2 separate regions of the Homo sapiens genome follow, and region 2 is linked to region 1. The links are chromatin loops, found by intact Hi-C in ENCODE. Cell type or tissue: ovary. All regions are shown on one strand. Each heading gives the region's core, and the rest is flanking DNA. Links, peaks and the distances in the headings are about the cores only.

Evidence for each region. Peaks named below come from ENCODE experiments on the same cell type or tissue, not always from the same donor. Only the 100,000 strongest peaks of a DNase experiment are listed, where the experiment ranks them.
Region 2: it touches region 1 in a loop (5-fold over the local background); 105 of 110 quality-filtered maps call a loop at or near these places.

What each region holds. Positions count from the first base shown.
Region 1 is chr20:44,747,223-44,754,696 of GRCh38, reverse strand. It overlaps KCNK15 (potassium two pore domain channel subfamily K member 15), which reads right to left. Exons shown (of 2, transcript NM_022358.4): 2 at 2,384-4,568. The coding sequence ends at 3,859. RIMS4 (regulating synaptic membrane exocytosis 4) reads left to right here. Exons shown (of 6, transcript NM_182970.4): 6 at 1-2,889. Among named protein-coding and RNA genes, the nearest start is that of KCNK15-AS1, 4.7 kb to the right of the region's middle. RefSeq lists an enhancer at 2,209-2,756. In ovary, for the core only: no CTCF peak of the experiment used is centred there; no DNase peak of the experiment used is centred there.
Region 2 is chr20:44,857,999-44,865,472 of GRCh38, reverse strand. No RefSeq gene overlaps it. Among named protein-coding and RNA genes, the nearest start is that of YWHAB, 24 kb to the left of the region's middle. In ovary, for the core only: no CTCF peak of the experiment used is centred there; a DNase peak (open chromatin) is centred at 3,714; H3K27ac peaks cover 1,005 bases.

The DNA.
Region 1 (7,474 bases), core at 1-5,000:
AGACCACTGTCTCCTCGCTGGCCTGGGCCTAGATGGGGCAGCCTGGCTCACAGGAGGCCAGCCCCTCCTCCTCCGCCCCCTTCCTTCCCTTGTCCCCGTAGGGTTATAGCTGGAGCTGCCTGTTATACTCGGCTGTTCTGATTTATTATTCTTGGTACTGACTTTCTTTATGAGGGACTCCTAAGGGTTGTAGGACCTTGGCAGAGGGGGCCTGGTCTCCATTAGAGGGTGTTGTTTTCTCCTGAGGACACCCAGGCTGCCTTTGGTCCCACCCTGTTCCTGGTCCCGGTCCCGGTCCCAGTCCCACCAGGCAACTCCTTCCACCCGGAAATTCTTCCCTTCCCTTAGCCTGTGGAAACCCTGGGTATTCTTTAAAGTTCTGGTCAATGTATATCACCTCCACAGAGCTGCTTACCCTGCACTGGGAAGGGGAGATGGAGACGCCCCCTTTACCCAGGAGGTCTTCAGAGTTTCCTGGGACCGCGGTGGGTGGAATCCCAAGGCTGGGGGTGGAAGGAGCAGGGCTCTGGAGGGATTCGCATTCAAGGCACAGAATTGGCCCCTTGCCTGTTTGTTTTTCTAACCAGTGTGATTTCTCTGCTGTTCGTTTATTACTTACCATTGGAATATTTTGAGCCAGGAGAGCGCCTTCTCTCTCCAGCCATCACCGCTGTGGTTGTTCAGGGGTAGCTTTTCAAAAACAGGGCAGAGCCTGGCTGTCCCAACCAGGGGGAGCAGGGGCTTGGCCCTGACAGCCTGAGCCCTTCCCCTGGTGTCTGCACAGCCTTTATAAAGAGAGAGAGAGCTCCGAAGCAATAACAACACCTGGGGGTGGTCAGTGAGGGCCCCCTCAATGATTTTCTTGTTTGTTCTGTGAAATCCCGCTCACCTCCTGGAGGGGTGGAGCAGCTGGGGGCTGGAGCCCTGTTTCTTTGTGTCATCGTGAGCATGTGCCCCTTCCCAGGGGCTGTGACCATTGGGTGTGGGAACTACGGTCTGTCCTCACCAAGGGATGGGGGTTTGGGGAGGAGAGTGACATTTTCATCATTAGCTTCGGAGAAGCTTCAAGCCCATCCTGTCCCCGCTACTGCCTGGCCCCTTGCTGACTCAGGCTGCACTGTTTGAAGAGGAGCAGAGAGGCTGGCACTAGGGGCCACTGGGGGGCTGGGGTCTCCAGGGGATGACTGTTTTCAATCTCTGGGCCAAGATCACATGCAGGATACCATGGGAAGGAGCCATCTCCACTCTCCTTCTCCAGAACCCCCTTGAAGGGCCTTTGGGACCATTAGTCCATTTCCATTTTACAGACAAGGAAATCAAGACCCAGCTTGGGGGAAAAGCCACCCCTGGAGTCACCTGTGTGTTCAGTGGCACCCCCAGCCTGGGTCCCCTCCTCCCAATAGAGGCTGAGCCGGAGCCAGGGCAGTATGAGGTGGGGCTGCCACTGCCCATACCTCCTCCTCCCTTCTTTCTTTGAAGCCTAATGGCCCCCCAAAAGATGGGCAGGACAAGCTGTAGCCCATCTGAGAGGTTGGGAAACTGAGGCCCAGAAACAGGAAGTGACTCACACAAGACCCCTCAGCAAGGGTGCAAAGGGGGAAGAACTAGGGGCTCCATTGTTCTTCAGGCGACAGGAGACCGTTGCTCCAGTGCATGTCTGCTGGGACAAGGATTCCTGGCCTCGAAGCCCTGGGCTGCACAGCCCTACTGGGCTCCACCTCTATAAACCAGTGACTTCTCTGGGCCTGGGTCTGGGGGAGAGGGTTGCCAGGGAGACTCAGCTCTCCTTGGGGGCTGGCCCAGCTGACTGAGGGTACACAGGATTGGGTCTAGACCTTGATGCCTGGGTGGAGGGCCCTTGTAAGGGGCCATAGCCTCTTCAGGACCAACTGGAGGGAGAGTTAGGAAACACCAGCTCCTGCCTGGGGCAGTGAGGGAATGGGAGCAGCTGTGGGCGCCTCATTTCAGGCAAGTCCTCCCCAAACCTTCAGATGCAGTGAGACCTGGCCTTCCTGTTGTGCTTTTCAGACTTTGTTTTCAGAATGCTTTTATCTCGAGTGTGCCCTTCGGCCCTCACAAGAGCCCCTGGGGAGTAGGTGGTGGCCTGTGCCGTCATCCCCATTTCAAAGCAGGGAGCTGAGGTCCTGGGAGGGGAAAGTGCTTGCCTGAGGTCCCACTGTGTTAGTGGGTGGGCAGGACTGGAACTCGGTTCTCCAACAGCCCAGAGCTCACTCTTTTACACCCAGAGGTGGAGCAGGTGGCTTAGGGGGTGGTTATGTACTTCACAAGCCAATTCCCTTCAGCCAGGAGCTCCTGGGTGCATTTCCGTGTCAGAAACAGTACCGAGTCCCACCCCCTCTGGAGGCACAGCTGTTGCGTCAGGCAAGGTCACCTGCATTTATTTATTGAGCAGCAGTGCTGTGTCAGGCCCAGGGACCGAGCCCCTCTCCCTGTTCCCCTATGGTGTCTCCGAGGCCCTCTGGGAGGGCCCCACATCTGGAGCAGCACCTCAGAGTGGACAGAAAGCATTAGCGTCCACGAGCTCACCCGACGCCGAGCCTGTGAGGTGGGCTGATGGTGCCCGTCTAACCCAGCGCTTCAGGGAGGTCAGAATGGAGCCGAACCCAGGGCTGTGAGCATCACCTCTGGAGCCCTTTCACTTTATGACTGCTTCCTGGACGGGTGGTGGGAAGGCAGGAGCCTGGGTCCTTAGGCTGGGGGCCTCTCTCCATCCACCCACCTTTCCCTCATTCCCTCTCTTGGAGCAGCAGCCGCCCAGGCCTTTAGGGAGGGAGGGTTTCTGGGGCCCTTGGGTTGGAGTGGGGTCGCGTTGCATTGTGTTCATGACCATGTAGCTCATGTTGAAATTAAAGTTTTTGGCTTTTCTAACCTGGCTCGTTCATGCTTTGTGTTGAGACAGCCCTATCTGGGAAGCCAGGGGAAGTGGCTGAGTGCCACGGGGTGCCAGGATGCCACACCTCGGGCTTTGTCTCTGCCCCCTTATGGTGCAGGGGCCTGTTCCAGAAAGTCCTGCCAGAGATGCGTAAGAGGGAGCAGGGTTCTGGATGAACCCCGTCATTCTACAGATGTGGAAACTGAGGCCCTGGGAGAGGATGCGATTCTCCAAGGTCATATTGCTGGTGATTGACAGGACCCGGAAGAGAGCTCGTCCCATGGCATTCTGCTGTGTCCAAGTGGCCCCAGTGACATGGTGGGTGGGTGACAGCAAGGCCTCCCTCATCCTGAAGTGGGGCTGGCCAGGGACAAAGAGCATCAGCTGTCTGGGGGAAAGAGGCCATCATTCACACATGGGCTGATTCCACTCTATACACTGGGCAGAGAATGAGATCGTTTAGCGCAAGAGATTGACCCCCTTGTCAACACTGGACTGTACACGGTCCCATTTGGTCCACCTTTGTTCCCCATGCTTCTCGTAGTGTGAGCATCTGACCTCACTAATTGCAGCGAAGATTCCAGTGTTGAAAGTTGCACATTTCAACCGTTACTCAGAAAACCAGCCTCTTCACAACAGAAAAGTTGCTCTGGAGGGTCGGCTCTGAGGTGGACCTGTGCAGAGCCTCTCCTAAGTGCTGATGTGGCCACGCCCTCATACAATTTGGACTACAAGGAATTTGCTCCTACAGGGTGACCCTGGAGCCTGGTTTGTGCTTATGGTGTGACTGTAATATATTTTTGGAAAGGAGGGAGGGGACTTAGCCACAGACAGTAATGAGAAACTGCTCGTGGCAGAAGACCGCCTAGAGGCCCGTCATCCGTTTCCAATCCCTGGGGAGGGTGCCCTGATAGCTGAAGCCAGACCCTCCCATTCCAGATTCGACCCTGGCCTGGGTGGGGTTGTCAGATGGACTTCCACCGGGCCCCAAGCCTGGGAGCCTGCCCGCCACGCACGACCCCCGGGCTCGAGGGGGGCGAAAAGCCCAGGTTGTCGCGGGCGCACCTCTCCAGCTTGTGCACGTGGCAGAAGACAGAGGCGGAGCCCACGGAGCGGGCCGGGCGGCGGGGCAGCCAGAGGCCACGGCTCTCGGGCGCCCCCGGGGGGCGCGGGCTGGGGGTGCGGGCAGCGCGCTCGGGCCAGTCGGCGCTGGCAACGAGGAAGCGCAGGACCACCAGGTTGAGGAAGGCGCCAATGACCGTGAGCCCCAGGAGGATGTAGAGGAAGCTGAAGGCCACGTAGGGGAGCTTCCTCTGCAGCGCCTCGCCGCTCTGCAGTGCCACGAAGTCGCCGAAGCCGATGGTGGTGAGGGTGATGAAGCAGTAGTAGTAGGCGTGGAAGAAGGTCCAGCCCTCGAAGTGCGAGAAGGCGACGGCCCCGAGGGCCAGGGTGGCGGCACACGCCAGCAGCCCGGCCACCACCAGGTTCTCCGTGGACACGCACGTCCACCGCAGGCCCAGGCAGCACTTGGCCGCCAACAGGAGGCGCCGCACCACCGCGTTCAGCCGTTCGCCCAGGCTCTGGAAAGTGACCAGCGTCAGCGGGATGCCCAGGAGCGCGTAGAACATGCAGAAGACCTTGCCGGAGTCCGTACCCGGCGCGGCGTGGCCGTACTCTATGCAGGGAGAGCGGAGGGGAGGGCTGTGAGCGCCCAGCTCCAGCTGACAACAGTCCCGCCCGCAGCCTGCCTGCCCGGCGTGTCCCTCCCCGTCCCCGGGGCTGGAAGGGCATCTCCAAATACTAGTCCTAACTAGGTCATTCATCACCCCAAACTTCAGACAACCCAAGTGTCCCTCGACTGGGGAATGGATAAACAACCTGTGGGGCATCCAAACACCAATTTTTTTCAGCAACTGAATGAACTCCTGTAACTTGCGGCAACCAAGGATGGATCTCAAATGTCTAAGCTGAGTAGAGGAAGACGAGCTCGAAAGCCTACAGACCGCATGGTTCCCTATAAATGACACTCTGGAAATGACAAAACTGTGGCAACAGAGAACAGATCTGTGGTTGCTTGCCAGTAGCTGGGGTTGGGGGCAGGCTTAACTACAGAAGGCATGGTAGAATTTTGGGGGTTGATGGCAATGTTCCGTCTTGACCGTGGCTGCAGTTACGCGGCAGGTGTTCATCTGTCAGGAGTGTACACAGGAAAATGGTGAGTTCTACTGTATGTAAATTATGCCTTGATGAAAAAAAAGCAAAACTTTCCCCACTTTCCAGCTACACCCCGAGCTGCTTCCCCAGTCAGCATGTCCTCTCCACATGCCTTTTCTCCTGACTACCTCCCCCTCCACTGCTCAGCCTGCCCGCACTGAACACCTTTTGGTTCTGATTGTCTGGCGTGGCGATTCTTACTGGGTCCCTTCAACTACTATAGGGAATCTAAACACGACTGGGCAATCTTGAGTCCTGGAACACCGCGCCATTGCAGGGGAATGAATGGGTATCTCATTGTGTGTCTTTTCCTGGAAAGAGGAGCAGTTGCTTTCATGGTATTCTCAAAGGAGCCTGTACGCCAGGAAGAGTCAGGAGGCCAAGAAGAATGCGCCTCCTCTAACAGATTGGCCCTACCTGCCAAAAAGTAAAAAATACAAATCCTTTGACCAAGGTAGTTCCACAGTTAGGAAGTTAGCCCTTCAATATACACACATGAGCAAAAATATGTGTGCACTTGGGTCGTCATTGCAGCATTGTCGGTCATAGCGAAAATGAGAAACAATGTAAGTGTCCATCCAAAGGGGCCTGGTTAAATAAATTATAGTGCCATCCAAACCATGGGATACTACAGAGTAGCAGTTCTCAATCGAGGGTGGTTTTGCCTTTGAGGGGACACTTGGCAACATCTGGAGACATTCTGGTTGTCACAAATGGGGGTGAGGAGTGGGGATGGCTGTGTGCTACTGGCATCTAGAGAGTAGAGGCCAGGGACACTGCTAAACATCTTGCAATGCACAGGACAGTCCCCACAGCCCCAAATGTCAGTAGTTCCAATGCTGAGAAACCCTACAAACAAGATGACGCAGCTCTTTAGAGACTGACATAAAAACATCAACATATATTCTATAAGTGAAAAAAGTAAGAGACAAAACTGTGTGTATAACGTCTATACAATGTGTGTGTTTTAAAGGAATATATAGGCAGAGAATATATCCAGAAGGACACACAAGAAACTGGCAACTGTATTTGACCCAGGAAGAGGAATTTATGAGCTGAGAGACAGGGTGGGAGGGAGAATTCCTTTTCATTCCATACCCTTTTGTGCCCTGTGAAGTGTGTACTGTGTGCATATATAACTTATTCAGAATATCAGCACTACATACATTTAAAGGCCTGTGGCTGCACTTCCACATTTCTGTTGCATAGCCCTATCACTTTGCCTCTCTGTTACTTTTGGGAGAAAGGGGGTCTGCTCATCACTAGACTTTGAGCTCTTTGAGGGCGGGGACGATGGTGGTGTAGTCCCCATCACCAAGGTCCTGCACAGAGCCTGACGTAGACCAGAAGCTCAATGAGAGTTTATTGAATCAAACCAAGCTGAAGGGGGTGCTGGTGAGAAACAGAAGAGTCTCTTTAGGAATAAAAGGCTTCCAGCTGTTTGGGACTGTGCCAGGTTTTGGCAGAGAGTGAAATGAATAATGATAATAACTAATAATGACAGTAACTAACCCATGTATGTACTCTGCATGGATTATCAGATTTAACCCTCCCAATGACTATATGACATGTTGTTATTCCCATTTTATAGATAAGAAAACTAGGTTCAGAGGGACAAAACTGCCCAAAGGCCACAGGCCTGAGCTATTAACCAGCACCCTCCACAGGCCTGAGCTATTAACCAGCACCCTCCATGGGCCTGAACTATTAACCAGCACCCTCCACGGGCCTGAGCTATTAACCAGCACCCTCCACAGGCCTGAGCTATTAACCAGCACCCTCCATTGCTTCAGTGCCTCTCTCCCATCCAAGCAAAGCCCAAATTCCTGGGGCCTGGCACCTGGCTCTCTGCAAGGCTGGCTTCAGCGGACTAGACCACAGAGGGTGGTGGTGCCCCCAAGTGGCCAGAAAAGGCAAAATTCCTCCTGTTTCCACTTGAGTCTCTTACATCAGCCTCCCAGACGTACCTCAGAGGTAAAGAACCAGGGTAAGAGGCCAAAACCACATGGCAAGCCTCCAAAGAATGTAGATAAAGGCAGAGAGAACAAGTTGATGGCATCCCAGACCAGTGGGCACGGTAACCAGGAGGGTCTCAGGTGTACCAAGATAGGAAGCAGGGGTGTCCATGTGGACAGGAGGGGGCAAAAGAGCTGAATAAGAGCTGGAGCCACGTTGGCAAATAATGAATTATTACAAATGAATAGTGCCTACTTGGCTTCAGGCACTGTGCCAAGCATGTTACATGCTTGACCTCACTGAAACCTGGCAGTCACCCAGTGAGGTAGGAACAATTGCATTTTGCCTTTGGGGAAACCAGGGCTTGGACAGGTGGAATCAATTGCCAGAGAAGGCAGGTGGCAATAGAGA
Region 2 (7,474 bases), core at 1,039-6,038, 110 kb before region 1:
CACGAGTTTTGTTGAATGCATATGGAGTAGATTATAGAATCACAGGGGAACCAAACTCAGAGGTTGAGAAGCCAGGCATGGTGTCTCCATTCACATCAACAGAATTGGCCTGGGGACACTACTGGCCCTCTGGTTCCAGACAGCCAGTGCTGCCCGTAACCCCACTGGATTGTCATCTCTGGAACTGGATCTTACTCTCTCATCACACCTGCCAGAGAACAGTCTCTATATGAGTTTGAAAATCGAAGTCCATGGCAGATGCACCTGATGGGCAACGCCTAAGTCACAACACTGATGTCCTCCATGCAGGGAGGACATGGCATTTTCTGCTTCCTCTGCAGAATTGAACTCTGGGTTCCAAGGAGTTGAATGAAGTAGGTAATTCCCTTACACACAGAAAGTGGGTTCAGATGTAAAATTGTGAACTCTCAGTACTCAAGTTTCCCTGTCTGCAAAATGGAAATTATATTAGTACCTTTCTTAAAATATTATTCACAGGATTAAAAGAATTAATACATGTAAAATTCTTAGAATTATGTCATCCACATAATGATTTCATGAATACTAGATCTGATTTTTCAGTTATATGAACCTTTTGGCTTAAACCATTTGAGAGTTGGTTGTTACTTTTTTTCTACTTGCAACTTACAGTCCTGACTAATATGAAGACTAATGATACACAGGGTTGTAAAGCTGGAGTGAGGAAATCTATGTAAAGTTCTTGGTACATGGTGATATGGCTTGGCTGTGTCCCCACCCAAATCTCATCTTGAATTGTAGCTCCCGTAATTCCCACATGTTGTGGGAGGGACCCAGTGGGAAGTAATTGAATCATGCGGGTGGGTTTTTTCCATGCTGTTCTCATGATAGTGAATAAGTCTCATGAGATCTGATGGTTTTATAAAGGGGAGTTCCCTGCACATGCCCTCTTGCCTGCTACCATGTAAGACGTGACTTTGCTGCTCCTCATTTACCTTCTGCCATGATTGTGAGGCCTCCCTAGCCATGTGGAACTGTGAGTCAATTAAACCTCTTCCCTTTATAAATTATCCAGACTCTGGCATGTCTTTATTAGCATTGTGAGAACAAACTGATATACATGGGAAACTCTCAGTAAATAACATTAATATCTACTTATTACTGACATTAATACTCTCACTACTAATTAATGGTTTTTATGATCTTCTCTTATGTAATTGCTAACATCAAAGTTTTGCAAGAGGTACGTAAAAGGGCAATCTAAGGAGGGGTTTTGAGTATTTAGGGTTTACAAGAGGTACCAGGACATCAAAGAGAAAGAACACTGAGGAAGGAAAATAGGCTTATAGGTGAACTCAGAAAATCGTTGTTGAATTGTTGTGGAATCAGAAGGACCAGAGGGAGACCTTGGAGTGTATGCAGGAGGATATCTTTATTGAGTGCACTCAGACCCAGCCGACTTAACATCCAAAGACTGGGCCAAGAACAAAGACAGCACTTGGCTTTTATGCACACTTTAAAAAGGGGTGGGCTAACTTGAAGCAGGCTTACAGCAGTGTGAAAGCAGGGATACAGAGGCAGGACAAAGACAGTTAATCAAATTGTAACAGGTTCATAACTCAGGGTTACACATGACCGTTGCTATGCAACCCAGATGTCCATTATCTAGGTTTGCCTAGTGCCTAGCATGGCTTATTCCATGGCCTGCACTATGGGCCCAGGTGGCCTGCTCAGACAGCTTGTGACCTTCACACCACTGCTTAGATAAAACAGAATACTTTAAGTCACCAGTTACAGAGAACAAGAATCTATAAACTCATACCATAAAACAAAGGAAAATTTGTTTTTCTTCTCCCTGTGTTGAGGGAGTGCTGGGAGAGTCTCCAGAGCACATTCCTTTGTGTCCTGCCTTCTTAGATAGTATTATCAAGACTTTCCCTGGGTCTGGGCTATGCCCGTTGCTGCCTCTGGGACAAGTCAGCCTAATACAGGAAAGCTTATTTCTCTTTTTAATTTTATTTTTCTTTCTTTCTTTAATTTCCTGCCTTAGAATGGATGATGAAGAAGATGAAAGAATTTATAAAGAGGCTCTCTTCTTCTAGTAGCAAGAGTTATATTCATTACGAGAGACCTACTCTGAGCTATGCACTGTGCTGGCTGTTGGAGCTACAGAGATGTTACGAAGCACTGTATCTTTTTTCATTTTTTTTTTTTTTTTGATACAGGGTCTGGCTGTATCACCCAGGCTGGATGCAGAGGAGCGATCATGACTCACTGCAACCTCAACCTCCCTTACTCAAGCAATCCTCCTACCTCACCCTCCCAGGTAGCTGGGACCACAGGTGGGTGCCATGCCCAGCTAATTTTTTTTATTTATTTTTTTTATTTTTAGTAGAGATGAGGTCTCACTATGTTGCCCAGGGTGGTGTCGAACTCCTGGGCTCAAGTGATCTTCCACCTCAGTCTTTCTAAGTTCTGGGATTATAGGTGTGAGCCACTACACTTAGCCTGTATATGTTTTCAAGAAGTTTTCAGCCTGGTGCAAGGGTTGAAAGCCCAGGTACTTATGGGTTCCAGTCTGGTAACATAAACAAGGGAAGTGAGCCAGGTGTGAGGAAGGAACATGAGTAAAAGAAATACTTCACTTTCTTATTAATCCACTGTAAGAAAGAAATATTTTGCAAGAATAATGACAAATGGTTCCTGACATAAGGCTTTAATGTCAGGGAGACAGTAGGGCGTGGTAGGGACTGTGAAGAAACAGAAAAGGCATGGGTATCCAAAAGGGACCGCTGCTGGGAGGGCTGGACCCATGTTGCTGGATTTCCAGTTTATTGAGAGAAGCCAAAAATCTGGATTTTAATGTGAAATCTCTTAATTTTTAGTTTCTGGAGATGAACGCAAACAGCTCAAAAACACCATGTGGCCCCAAATGGAGCAGGCCAAAAAAAGCAGGATTCTGTCTGAATGCCAGACCTGAGTCTGAGGGTCCAGTATATGTTCTGCAGTCCACTGGGAGGGACAGATGGGTGTAGGGGCAATTGAGATGCAGCTTGGTAAGTGCAAAGACAGAAAGATGTGGTGTGATGTACACAGAAGAAGAGCTGGAGGGTTTTTGAGGAGGAGGCCTAGAGGAGGACTCAGGTAGGTCAAGAACAGTGCCTGAGTTGGCACTGGGGTCGGGCAGTGTAGTCAGAGGAACAGCATAGGGGAGTGCAGTGGGTCAGGACCCAGTGGGCTGGCAAAGCTCAGATGGGGGTGAGGAACCGGATCTGAGCTGGGGAGGCGGGCAGGGCAGCATGGAGCACAGCCTTGACAGAATTGTCAGTCTGTTTATAAACTGTGATTTTCCTAATTGTAATTTCTGCTCCTTTTGATAGAAAACTAGAGGTTGTTTCTGTGCCCCCAAACCAAACACTTCCTGTAATAAAAAGAAGCCCTTTCAGCTATTGAAGTTGGCAACAGCCCTCCCCCCCCTCCTTTCCTCCCCCTCACTCCCCCTCATCTGTGTCACATTCTCACTCCCATGATATTCAAGAAAATAAATACTTTTGACCTTTGTCAGAACACCTTGGACTTGCCAGCACAAAAAGAAACAATTTGCACAGGAGGAAATGTTTTCATTCTTCCCAAATTGCTCCCTTTTCTCCATGTCCAAAGCCAAATGTAGTCGATGATTCAGAGGTGGCAGGGGTGTCCAGCAGGGCTGGGTGTCAGGAGCCAGTTCTAGTCCTGGGTTTGCAGACTGATTCATTGTGTTGCTGTGGATAAGACTGGGCCCCATGTGCTCGATGGCCGAGAAAGCAGTAGGTTGGATGGTCTCCAAGAATCTGAGGTCTCTGCTCTTCCATCGGGACTTGGATCTGGACCTAACGTCAGTTTGGGCCTTGTCCCTCTAGCCAGTACATCTAGCCATGTGCCAGCTGCTCTGCCAAACTCTAGCCATGCATAATTTCACTTAATCCTCAGACAAGTCCAGGAAGTGGAGAGTGTCACCCTACCTTCCCACCTTATAGAAGAGGAGGCTGAAGTTCAGGGGAGTTAAGCAATGGCAATTTTTTTTTGAGATGGAATCTTGCTCTGTCACCCAGTCTGGAGTGCAATGGCATGGTCTTGGCCCACTGCAATCTTCACCTCCTGGATTCAAGCAATTCTCCTGCCTCAGCCTTCCGAGTAGCTGGAATTACAGGCGCCTGCCACCACACCCAGCTAATTTTTGTATTTTTAATAAAGATGGGTTTCACCATGTTGGTTAGGCTGGTCTCGAACTCCTGACCTCAGGTGATCCGCCGGCCTTGGCCTCCCAAAGCGCTGGGATTACAGGTGTGAGCCAGTGCGCCTGGCAATTTGCCCAATGTAAAAGCTTATATGTATGACCTCAGACTACACTATTTGAGGTCAGGCGCGGTAGCTCACTCCCATAATCCCAGCACTTTGGGAGGCCGAGGCAGAGGTCAGGAGTTTGAGACCAGCCTGACCAACATGTCGAAACCTCGTCTCTACTAAAAATACAAAATTAGCTGGGTGTGGTGGTGCATTCCTGTAAGCCCAGCTCCTGGGGAGGCTGAGGCAGGAAAATCGCTTGAGCCTGGGAGGTGGAGGTTGCAGTGAGCTGAGATCGTGCCACTGCACTCCAGCCTGGGCAAGAGAGTGAGACTGTCTCAAAAATAAATAAATAAATAAATAAAGACCACATTATTTTCCAACTTCAGTACCACTCCCTGGAGATCACCTCTTTTAATCATTTTCTCCCTAAATATAAACAACAGTGCCACGGTCTGAATGTTTGTGTCTCCTTAAAATTCATATGTTGAAATCCTAGCCTCCAAGGTGATGGTATTAGAAGGTGAGGCTTTTGGGAGGTGATAATGGGATCAGTGGCTTTATAAAAGAGGCCTGAGTGAGACCTCTTGACCTTTCACCATGTGAAGATATAGCAAGAAGGTGCTGTCTATGAACCAGAAAGAGACCCTCACCACACACCGAATCTGCAAGCATCTTGATCTTGGACTTCTCAGCCTCCAGAACTGTGAGAAATAAATTTCTATTGTTTAGAAGCCACCCAGTTTATGATATTTTGTTATAGCAGCCTGTCTTAGTCTGTCTGTGTTGCTGTAAAAGAATACTCGGAGCTGGGTTTATTTTGGCTCATGGTTCTGCAGGCTGCCCGAGAAGCATGGCACCAGTAACTGTTTCTGGTGAGGTCTTCAGGCTGCTTCCATTCATGGCAGAGGGCAAAGGGGAGCTGGTGTGTGCAGAGATCATATGGAGAGAAATGAACCAAGAGAGGGGGAGGTTCACAGGCTGTTTTTAACAACCAGGGAACTAATAGAGCAAGAACGCCCTCATTATCAATCACTAGGACAACACCAAGCCATTCATGAGAGATCCTACCCATAACCCAAACAACTTCCATTAGCATCCCTCCAACACTGGGGATTACATTTCAGCCTGAGATTTGGAGGAGTCAAAGAAACCATGTCCAAACTATAGCACAGCGTGAACAGACTAGGATGAATGTCTGGGCAAATGGACCATTCCCTGTAGTCTACTTGCAATCTCTGCTCTCTCCACCTCCAATTGTTTGACATTTATATGCTTATTTGCAGTTCTCTCATTTCTCCTCATAAATTCAATTAATATAACTCCTATTTTCTTATTTCGTCACATGGACAACACCTCTTAACATTCTGCTTTCTGGCCGCGCGCCTTGGCTCACGCCTGTAATCCCAGCACTTTGGGAGGCTGAGGCAGGTGGATCACTTGAGGTCAGGGGTTCGAGACCAGCCTGGCCAACATGGTGAAACCCTGTCTCTACTAAAAATACAAAAAATTAGCCAGGTGTGGTGGGGCAGGCCTATAGTCCCAGCTACTTGGGACGCTGAGGCAGGAGGATCGCCTGAACCTGGGAGGCAGAAGTTGTAGTGAGCCGAGATCACGCCACTGCACTCCAGCCTGGGCGACAGAACGAGACCCTGTCTCAAAACAAACAAACAAACAAATAAATAAATAAAATAAAATCCTGTTTTCTAAGATGGTTTACTTTTCTCTCCATCTTTCCTCTCTGCTTCCCGTTTCCATTTTTTTGTCAGCCTCACTTTTGTTTATAAATTGTCATTTTTTAATGGGGACGAGACCTCAAAGGTTTCTCCCTACCCCTACCCAGTTCTCATTTCCTTTGGATATACTGAGAATTACATTTCTCCACCCTTTTTAGTTGAGTGTAACCATGTGACTAGTTATGGCCAATGAGTTGTGAGAGGAAGTGATCTTTGTTACTTCTGGGCTGGAACATTTGATAGCTGGTGTGAGCACCACCACCACACACACACACACACATACACACACACACACACACATTTCCTTCTCCCCTGGTGTCATACCTTACAGCATTCCCTATGGTAGAGCCTCTGAGCCATCCTCAGGAGAACAGAGCCCCCTGCCACTGTATTGTCAATGTGTAGTATGTCAAAGACATAAACCTTTGTTGTCTTAAGCCTCTGACAGTTTGGATTTATTTACTACAACAGCATAATAAAGTTTATGGAACTCAACCAAGCATTATCCAAGTATCTTCTGACTGATATAGTTAACATTATGTTCTGTCCTACAACTATAACCAAGACTTTAGTGTTTTCTTCTTACTTTAAATAAACAGACTACAAAAACCCAAACTTCCTCTGTCCTGGCAAGTCTGAAAATGCCTTTACTTTGCCCTCACATTTGATTATGTTTGGCTGAGACTAGAATTCCAGCTTAAAAATCTCTTCCAAAACTTTCAAGATAATGCACTATTGATGTCTGGCTTTTGGCTTCTGATGAGAAATCTGATACTGGTCTGATTCTCTTTCCTTCATAGATGAATATTTTTTAAACATCAGTGGAAAACTTTTAGAATCTTTATAATAGATTATGTTTGACAGAATCTCTTTTTCCTCATATTTTCTCTGTCTTTTCCATTTTTGTTTATTATTTAAGTATTTATTTTTTAGAGACAAGGTCTCACTTTGTTGCCCAGGCTGGAGTGCAGTGGTGCCATCATAGCTCACTGAAGCCTTGAACTCCTGGGTTTAACCAATCCTCCTGCCTCAGCCTCCCAAGTAGCTGGGATTACAGGCGTGCAGCGCCACACCCAGCTAATTTCATTTCTGTCTTTTTTTTTTTTTTTGAGATGGAGTTTCGCTCTTGTTGCCCAGGCCGGAGTGCAGTGGCGCGATCTCAGCTCACTGCAACCTCTGCCTCCCGGGTTCAAGCGATTCTCCTGCCTCAACCTCCCGAGTAGCTGGGATTACAGGCATGCGCCACCACGCCCGGCTAATTTTATATTTTTAGTAGAGACGGTGTTTCTCCATGTTGGTCAGGCTGGTCTCAAACTCCCTACCTCAGGTGATCTGCCCGTCTCAGCCTCCCAAAGTGCTGGGATTACAGGCATGAGCCACCGGCCTGGCCCATTTCTGTCTTTTTCTCATACACTCAGATAAACACCACCCATGTC